2 separate regions of the Homo sapiens genome follow, and region 1 is linked to region 2. Evidence: chromatin contacts called from ENCODE Hi-C or POLR2A ChIA-PET data. All regions are on one chromosome and are shown on one strand. Each heading gives the region's core, a stretch centred on a gene start or an enhancer-like site at or near the end of the contact. The rest is flanking DNA. Distances are from core to core; before and after follow the strand shown. Region 1 has its middle 170 kb from the start of LINC03005. Region 2 overlaps CASC15 (cancer susceptibility 15).

Evidence for each region. A loop is a pair of places that touch in the nucleus more often than their neighbours do. ChIA-PET counts read pairs that join two places held with the same protein, here RNA polymerase II (POLR2A). Pooled maps may share reads with other maps.
Region 1: a loop to region 2 is called in a map of GM12878, with 2.9 times the contacts of the local background. The contact joins two enhancer-like sites. A Hi-C loop is called at or near these places in 1 of 168 maps with a recorded cell type or tissue (GM12878) and 3 of 50 pooled maps. POLR2A ChIA-PET finds 5 or more read pairs at or near these places in 1 of 52 experiments (PC-9).

Annotation. Positions count from the first base shown.
Region 1 is chr6:22,884,597-22,889,909 of GRCh38, reverse strand. No RefSeq gene overlaps it. Among named protein-coding and RNA genes, the nearest start is that of LINC03005, 170 kb to the right of the region's middle. Within about 2 kb of position 1,314, at least 3 of the 41 ENCODE cell types and tissues checked have a DNase peak (open chromatin) inside an H3K27ac peak, as active enhancers do.
Region 2 is chr6:22,023,359-22,028,130 of GRCh38, reverse strand. All of the region lies in intron 7 of CASC15 (cancer susceptibility 15), which reads right to left. Among named protein-coding and RNA genes, the nearest start is that of NBAT1, 120 kb to the left of the region's middle. RefSeq lists enhancers at 294-1,005, 2,021-2,190. Within about 2 kb of position 2,275, at least 12 of the 41 ENCODE cell types and tissues checked have a DNase peak (open chromatin) inside an H3K27ac peak, as active enhancers do.

The DNA of each region.
Region 1 (5,313 bases), core at 65-2,564, 860 kb before region 2:
CCTTTGTTTCTTGCCACAAATGGGTAGGTGTTATTGACCTCTAGTAGCAGGATGCTAAACATCCTACAATGCACAGGACAGGCCCTATACAACCAAGAATTACCCAGCCAAAAATATCAAGAGTACCACAGTTGAGAAAACCTGTTTGAATTAATGTGATATGAAATTAACTCTGCGAAACACCGATTTAGACAGCTGATGCCAGATTTCCTACTTCTAAAGAATAGCGTAATCATCTGCTTTTCCAATGGCTCACCATTCACTTGGCCTTTATTCAACATGAGGATAGACACCTTAGTATTTGAAGTGTACCAAAGCAAAGCAAGGCTAAATCCTAAAATATGTCCAAAATATGCCTAACAGGGTTACTATAATAAACTATGTTTATTAAAAACGATTAAAACCTTTATTATTACGCTAAAACCTTCATTCATCTACTATCGTACATTTTATATGAAATCAGTCAAATTATCCTTCTCAAATAGCAGCAACTACATACTAATACCTTACATTTTGAAAACCACTGTATCCTTTCCACACAACTTTCATACCTCCATTCTGATTCCCTATATCTTCATCACATCCTTGAGGCATAGACTGATAAGATAAAATTACATAGGTTTTGAAAGAGGAATATTTTAATGTTTAGTACAATTTGATTCTATTCTGACAATCTCATAGAATAATTCAAATAGGAAGTTTCCATTAGTCTTGTAAACGTCTGTTCAATAAAGTCAATTGCTCTGTGTGAGACTTTATATTTAATAAATATTAAAACATATTTAAGAGTAAATACTTGATTTTAAAACAAAGTTTTCTAGGATTTAATCTATTAGATTAAAATAATAAAAAATTGAGACACAAAAAGTTGACTACATTCAACTATTAAGAGGAATTTAATCAGAATTGAAACTTGCTAATAGCTGTATGTGAGTGGATATCCTTAAGATGTACTGATACCATAAGATTACAATGAGTTTGTGATTATTTGGCCATTCTCTGCCTTGCTTGTTTGGGAAATTCCAGTTTTAACATAGACATAAACCTAAAGCTTTAAAGACAGACAAGCAAACACCACCGCAAATAAACAGAACAAAACCCTGTGGCATCTCTTAGATATTGTCCTCAACCTTCCAAAGTCAAATCACACAGAGAAACTGAGGTAACAGAAACATTGTTACACATGAGGCAGCCGAAACCCAGAGGACCTGACAGACTTAACTGTCAGAGTCAGGTGTGAAACAGCTCTGCTGATTCTTAGTCACAGCTCTTTCCACAAATATATTGTTTTAATTATGAAATTCCTAGAGCACAAGACTGATCTAGCTGGAGAAATCTTAAAGGAGGCTGTTAATCTTTGCCTCCCCACATTGCAAAGTAGAAGGGTAAATACATGTCCAACGAGATCATTAATCACTCTCATTTATTTCTTTTCTTTTTCTTCTTTTTTTTTTAAATAGAATTATATGAGTAGCAGGAAGAGTAGGTCAAGTGAGGTAACAGGTCTAATTAGGAAGCAGGGTATTGGCAGGGCACATCCCAGGACTGTAGTGGAAATTCCCTAACATTGTAATTTAGTCAGGCAAAGATATCTGGCTGAAACTTATGTAATTTGCGGTATCCAGCTTTTGTTTGCTAACCTGAAAGGACAACAGTGACATAATGTTATTTTCCTCACCTAAGTATCACTTGACTTTTTAAAGCTCCTGTAGACTGGTTAGCTCAGTCTCAAGGGACAAGGAGAGGCAATCCCCTTGATTTATTTTAATTAACCTGGTTCCCTTACCTATTTATAAGTTTACCTATTTATGAAGATATGTGTATATACATATACATATACACTCACATATATTTTTATATTTCTATCTACATTCCATTAAAGGAGAGAAATGTAAACTTATAAAGCAGCATGATAAGTTTCATTTATAATTAATATTTTAACATACTTTTCTTTAATACCTGGACATCTCTTCAAATGATGTCCTTCTAAATTTAAATCAGTGGACCTAATTGTTAATCTGGCAAGGGCATAATAGGTATTCCATTTTTCCTGTGTTTTTGCAATTTGGAGACACATTAGTTTTATTAGTGTATACATTGTGATCATCTTTTTCTCTGGCTCCCATTCCATATGACTCAATCTTCTGATGGTCCTCAAAGAAATTAAGTCAACCAATTACCAAGAGATATGGCAAGAAGTTGCAAACGGGGCTTCTTCACTTTGGCTTTTTACAAGAAGCCATTTGAGGCAGTGGGAAAAGTTAAGTCTGGAATCAGATATAAGATAAAAGACTAATGCTAGCCATAATAATAGTTATAAGGCACTGAAGTCCTTTACATGTAATCCTTATGGCAATTAGATGAGTTAGAATGCATTATGATCTCCATTTCATTAATAATAAAACTGAATCCATCGACGCGAAGTCCCACATTTAGGAAGTGGTGGAGCTGGTATTCAAACCTAAGTCAGCCTGATCCACTTTGATCTTTTAACCACTAAGCTGGCCTGGATTTGCATTCCAGTGTTCTCATTTCAATGGTACCACTTTCACAAATTAGTCATTTCTTTCAGCCTCTGCTTCCTCATTTATCTGAAGGGATGTAATGCTAACTATTCTAAATGGTTGTTTTAAAGATAAAATAAGATAATGCTTGTGGAACCACCAACACAGAGTATGTGTTTGATTTATTTCCTCTTCTTCACAACTCCATCAAAATAGAGAGATTGGTATACAAGACAATTAGCATGTAATACGGTGGTTCTCATTGTTAACTATATGTTAGAAACCCCTGAGGGACTTTTCAAAGGTACTAATGGCTATTTGCAAAAGGAAATGAATGGGATTCCTAGCGTGCTGGTGATATACTATTAATCTGAGTGGTGATTACACAGGTGTGTTCACTTTGTGACAATTCCTTAAACTGCACATGTAAGATGGCTGCATTCTTCTGTATGCATATTCTACTTCAGTTAAAGTGTGTATTATTAATTCAAATGCTAATTCCCATGTTTCACCCCTCAGATATTCTGAATCAATAGCTCTGTGTAGGAGTGCAAACATTCGTTTTGTGTAAACGCTTCTCGGGTGATGTTAATATGCAGTCAGCCTTGGGAACTACTGTTAAAAGTAGAACCAACCCTTAGCAAATAAAAGAATCGAGGAAGGCATGCTTTACAACAAAATATGACATATTTGCCAAATTCAAAATCTAAGTAGGTGTACTATAATTAGACGTGGAGATTGTGAAAGAGTATCATTGTTTCATGTAAAGATTATCCCAAAATACGAATTAAATATCCGCTAAAGATCTATGTGGTTGCTAAAAAAGCAGTGTATTTTTTATACCTTTCTTTTATGACCATTTCTATTAACGTCTATTTTACTAAGCCATCCTACATGTTTTGAACATCTTTATTCAACAAAAGCAATGTAGTTTGAAAAGATTTTTAAAAATGTGAGTTGAGGCTGGGCGCGGTGGCTCACGCCTGTAATCCGAGCACTTTGGGAGGCTGAGACAGGAGGATCATGAGGTCAGGAGATCGAGACCATACTGGCTAACATGGTGAAACCCTGTCTCTACTAAAAATACAAAAAAAAAAAATTAGCTGGGTGTGGTGGCAGGCGCCTGTAGTCCCAGCTACTCGGGAGGCTGAGGCAGGAGAATGGCGTGAACCAGGGAGGCGGAGCTTGCAGTGAGCCGAGATCACGCCACTGCACTCCAGCCTGGGCGACAGAGCGAGACTCCGTCTCAAAAAAAAAAAAAAAAAAAGAACGTGAGTTGAAATGTCTACTCCATCAAAGTACCCTCATTTGCAAGTTTAGTCAAACATTCTTCAGTATCTAATAATAAATAACAAGTAAGATGACCATGTCTGCATTATTTTTTCCCCAACAAAAATAGTCATCTTAATTATCCCTTATTATTGGACATTGTTGTTTTGGACCACACTACTAACATTTGCATCTGTCTTTTCTTACTGAAGCACATACTATACACACACACACACACACACACACACACACACACTCTCTCTCTCTCTCTCTCTCTCTAATACACATACTATCTTAGAAAAATGCTCTATAAAAACATAAACAGATTAATATAAGTTAAGATTAATTTGAAAATATGCTGTATACTTAATTTTTGTAAGCCTTTATCAGTGTCTTTATAATGAAATTTTTAAGCAATATACTTATTTTGCTGGGATTTTTTTCAAAACTGGTAAAAAGAACTGTTGAGATAAAATTTTAGGTATTTATTATGTTCATATAAGGAAACTCTGACTTGCTTTCATAGGCATAGATGTCACTCTCCTTTTCACTTAATTGATTTTCTATCTCCTAATAATTTTTTGTTTATCTAGTATCTGATTAATAACCAAAAACATCTGCACGTCTTCCTAATAGGAGGAATATGCGTAGCACAGATTGAGCTAGCAATGTTTGATGATTATGAGTATATATTTAGTTATCAGAGAGGTAAACCTGATCATTGCTATATTTTTTCAAAAGCATAAATTTCAGGTTTGAATATGCTCACAGAATACACATGCATATAAATTACATTAGTCAATGGGAGAAAGTTGGAAAAGGAATAAGGAAAGAAATCTTTAGTCTTATACTCAATTGGTGAACCTACCAACTCCATCACGTCTCAAGTCAGGTGGGCTTTGGAGGCCGATAGATTTATTATGCTTACAAAGCTGCAGGGAAAACTTTGGATAAGAAAACCTAAAAAGGTAAAAAGCAGCTGAAAGTATTGAAATATAAAGATTATTCAGTATTAAACCATCCGTAGTATTAAAGGTGGGAAGTACAAACAAATCTCACTGAAGCTAGCATACTAATGTGAGATTTATGCTGTTGATAACCATTTGCAATTAAGTATAATGTGCAAATACCATGGGATTATATGTTTCAGTTGTTAGAAATAGGAAAAAAAAAGGATTAGTTTTTGGCACTTCTTAAATTTAATAATAGCTGGTGTGCTGGAAAGAAAAATGAAAAAAAATCCTTTCTCTGGATTAGCAAAGAAAGAGCTAATATCTGTCAGTGAATACCATTATGATTTTTATACATGTCTCTGGTTTGGCTTCATTCATCGATTGCACAGATATTACTTAAATAAGACTTCAAGAGAGAATGCGGATTTTTGAAACTGAGGATTGGTCTCCAATGTTGTGGTTGCCAAGTAGTGGATTAACAAGCTGTCAGTGTGAAATCCATTCGTTTCTTCTTATCATTCAGGAAGCAGACATCCTGTCACTCTCTACCGGCTTCGTAACTTTCACAGGAAGGTAGAGGCATCACA
Region 2 (4,772 bases), core at 1,026-3,525:
ATCACAGCTCACTGCAAGCTCCACCTCCCAGCCTCAAGCCATCCTCCCACCTCAGCCTCCCAAGTTGCTGGAACTACAGGGGGGCATCACTATGCCTGGATAATGTTTGTATTTTTTGTAGAGATGAGGTTTCACCATGTTCCCCAGGCAAAAATCATCTCTTTTAAGCCAACAGACCCAGATTCAAATCCTGCCCCAGCTACTTGCTAGTTGAACTGGGCAAGTGGATTAACTTCTGTTTTCCATTCCTTTCATGTAACACTTATCTATCACTGCATGCCAGGCACGCTTCTAAGTACTTTACAATTTAATCCCAACAACAAACAATTGAGGTTAGTTCTGATATTATCCCCACTTTACAAATGGAGAAACTGAGGCACCAAGTAGTCCTATACCTCGAAAGTGGCCAAGTTATCATTTGAATCCTGGCAAAATCATTGATTTCGGCGGTCTGGCTCCAAAATCCCATCTCTGAAGCTCTACATTGCCATATTTATAAAAGACTTACTTTTCAGTGAAATATATGTACAGTACCCAGCACAGTGCCTGACATTTTGCAGAAGTTGAATAATTTACCTCCCTTCCCTCACTTCTCCCTATTCTCTCTCCCCACACTGTGGGAGGCTGGAGGCAAGATTCTGCACACACAGAAAGGCAACTACGCCAATCCGCAAAGGCCCAGGGGCTCTAGGGCAAGCTAGAAAACAACCCTCTGTCTTAATCCCCTGACGCCTGGAACAAGAGCTCTAACTCAAACAGAGATGTCCGGCATTTCCAGCCAGAGACTGCCTCTATTTATTACAATCTGCATTCAAGGCACAAGGGCTGCAGACAAGCCTTAGGGAAACTGAAAGGTTTGTGATTTTTGCACTAGCAGCTGTATACATATATGTCTAACACAAACACAACACCCCCCCACCCACGTCTAAAACTTATATTGTTCCTACCAGAGGGAAAAATGATCTACTTTCCAGAACCTTCCATTTCCTAGAAGTTGGCAGAGTTTCTGTATCAGGCTGCGGCTTCTTTAGGACAGCCTGTATATTTCTGGGGAGCTAAAGGATGGAGTCTCTTTTGAAAATTAGTAAGAACAAATTAGGCCCAGTGGCCCAGGGGAGCTGTGTTGTAAAACATGAGAAAACTTTGTTTTCCAACTCTTTGGCAGTATTTTCATAAACTGATGACAATGAAAGGACAGAGATTATTTTTGTACATTGATATTATTCTAAAATATCATGGAGAAAGGTGTGAATGTTATCAGTTAAATGATTTAGTTGGGTAAATAGTGACTGCACAAAATAGAGGATTTATATCACTGGATTTTTCTAAGTACGCAATGAGGACATGTTGCTAATTATAAGAAGTTCACACATGCTACCACATAAGAATGCTTTCTACACAATCTTTCTCTTTCTCCTTAATTAATAAAAAGACCTATGTTACGCTACGGGAACATAAGAAAATTATTATGCGAAAAAAAATCACTATAATCAAGCATTGAAACTATCACTATCACACTGACCCTGAGAATTTGCTAACGTAGTTTAAAAGTAATTAAGAAGGAAAGCTAGCCTTCTACATTTTCAGTCTCGGTCACTGTGGCTACTGGGTTCATCGATGATTGCCAAATCTTGCAAAACTACAGTCCTCTTATCCATGTGGTTTTTAAAACTATAAGCTTCTATTGTGAATAAGCTTGATTTTCTGCTTTAGAAATCCATCAACTGCCAGTCTGTTCTCACGGCATATTGCTAAGAGAGACTCCACAAAGAGCCCAGGTGCATACACCATGAATCAAGTTCTTCATACATTTTAATTACAGTTTATCACAAGTGGGAGAGGTAAGTGAAGAAGGCTTCTTCATAAAATGTTCATTAGAAATGGCAATTTTCCATAGGGGAAACAAAGATGGCATCCTTCAACTTGTTAATCTGAAAAAGTCCCCAGATGTGAATTGTGCCTCTGTAAAAATCATATGCAAACCACATTTAGGCCTGTGGCTCAGCCCAAAACTTTTGAAGAGGGGAGTAAGGGACAAGGAAGGAAACGGAGTGAGCAGTGAAAGAGGAAGATGAAGTTTCTCAGACTTTGTGGACATGTACAAAACAGTTCTTTCTACTTACTATTTAAGCTATTACCCCCTTGCAGGGGGGAGGTTTGTTATCTCCTTAGCCATTTCAAAAGCCTTGGGAGGGAGCAAGCCAGTAAGGGAGTTTTTCTGTGTGTGTCTGTGAGTCAGCAGAAGCCGGAAGCCTTACAAAAAGACTTCAAACAACAAGCTGGAGAGCAGGACAATAGCTTCCACCTCCAGACAGTGAGAAATTGCATTATCCTGAGGGATCACGGCCACCCATGCTCAATGGAGATAAGTAAGAACATTCTCTGCTCTGGCCAATAGGAGATCTGCAGCTACAGCTGCTCACAGAAGCTCTGGGTGGCCTCCATTCCAGCGGCTCCAAAAGGTTTCAAGGCACAAAAACACTGCTGCCGGGTGGTGCTCCCAAGTGCAGGGGGTGGAGGGGAGAGGCTGACGAAGACGAGGGTGGCAAGCTGCATCCCCCCACCAGGTGCTCCAAATCCCCTCTCCCAGCTCAGGGAAATCACAAAGAGGTCTCCAGGCGGATTCCAGCCAGGCGGCTGGTGCAGAGCCTGTGCCTCACCACCACCCACAGCAATGAATGGAAACTGCCCCAGAGACTCCAGAAAGTGGGGAGAAATTCCCTGCTGAGCAGTTCAGTGCTCTAGGAGCAATAGTGTAATTAATGGCACTTACTGAAAGAGCGGGGCATTCCAAATTCAGCCACAAGGAAGAAAGACGCCTTACCACACACCCTACACAGCAGGCACAAAGCCCCTTGTCATGTTCCCTTTAGAGACTCAGGCAAATCTGATCAGGAACTGACATTCGCAGTACAGTTTTACATTTACCAAAAGGCATTAACTGTCCCCTGAGAGAAGAAAAAAATCTTCACATTTGACGGAAAGTTATGTGAAAGTTACAGTATGAGCTCACTTTGAGGATACCATAAGTCACATAGAGGAATTACCTGAGTAAAAACATTTATTTCACTTATTAATAGTATCTGATATCCAGTTTTATAGTACTTCTTATGTTTCCCATTGTCATAGGTTATATATATATGTTTTTAATTTATTTTGAGACAGGGTCTTGTTCTGTTGCCCAGGCTGGAGTGCAGTGGTGAGATCACAGCTCACTGCAGCCTCCAACTCCCAGGCTTAAGCAATCCTCCCACATCAGCCTCCCAAGTAGCTGAGACCACAGGCATGTGCCACCACACCCTGCTAATTTTTTTAATTTTTTTTGTAGAGACAGAGTCTCACTATATTGCCCATGTCGGTTATATTTTTAAATCTTTCCTTGCCTACAGCTAATATCTACATAGTATGTTTGATTGACAAGAAAAAAAAAAAACTAGTTGGAAAGTATCAGATATGCTGCTAATACAGAAATCTCATATTTGCATATAGTCCCCAGACCAAACAACCCCTCTGCAGAACCTAATGTTGTACAGAAACTCTTTTTAAAGAAAGAGTATATATTTTTATTTTCTTTATTTACATATATACATACACACATAAAAAGAGAGACACACTTATGAGTGTGTGTGACCGTGACAAGCAAGAAGGGATTCTAGAAGGATGCAGAAGATGGGAAAGGTAGTACTAGAACTGGAGCACTGCTACCACCTGAATGCTGACAATAACATTTCATGCAAAACCAAAATGGATGGAGGTTTTAAAAATTAAAATTAACTTGTCTGGCAACTAGTGCATTGAAGTGGAGGTTGAAAGACTAGGGAGACCTTTTCCACTCAGCCCTTGATTTGCTGTGGGGCCTACATCAAGTTGTGCTATGCCTCTGTTATAACGTCTGCAAAATGGAGATAACACTTCCTGCTACCTACCTCAGAGAGCTGTTAGAAGATTAGATACCGAAAAAGAAAATCCTCAAAGCCCTTTAAGTTTCTCATACATATAAGACATGCAATGTAATAAAACACCCGTACTCTCTACAAAAGCCCTGAGAGACTCACGGCTATAGAAATAGGAAACAGACGCCAGCTGTACAGCATGGATGCATTCACAATCAGGGAGGCTGGCTGCAGATTCCAGTGACAAGGCAGGGAAAATAACTCTGACATTCACATGTACTCAGACAAAACACCCAGGAAAAGGGAGGAAAATAGTATTGTTTCAGTAGAGCACCAGTAAGTGAAAAGAAGCAATCTTCACAGATAACATTCCTAATTCCTGCTTAAAAGTCTGGATCTACAAGAAGACAATCAAGTGACAACATTACACTGGTAGCCTTTAAGGTTTAGAAAAATCTCATATTAAAGTAAATTGGGCCAAGTAGAGTGGCTCACGCCTGTAATCCTAGCACTTTGGGAAGCTGAGATGGGAGGACCACTTGAGCCCAGTTTGAGACCAGCCTGGGCAACACAAGGATACCCCTATCTCTACAAACAATAACAATTTTAAAAATTAGCCAAGCATGGTGGCACACACCTGTGGTGCCAGCTACTCGGGAGGCTGAGGTGGGAGGATTGCTTGAGTGCAGGAGGTCAAGTCTGCAGTGAGCTGTGATCAAGCCACTGCACTCCAGCCTGGATGACAGAGCAAGCCTCTGTCTCAAAAATAAAATAAAATAAGTAAATTGGCTCTCTAGAGGGGTAAGGGTAATAACCCCCACACTGAACAAAATGTAAAGAAGAGAATGCATAAATTACAGTATTTTAAATTAATTTATA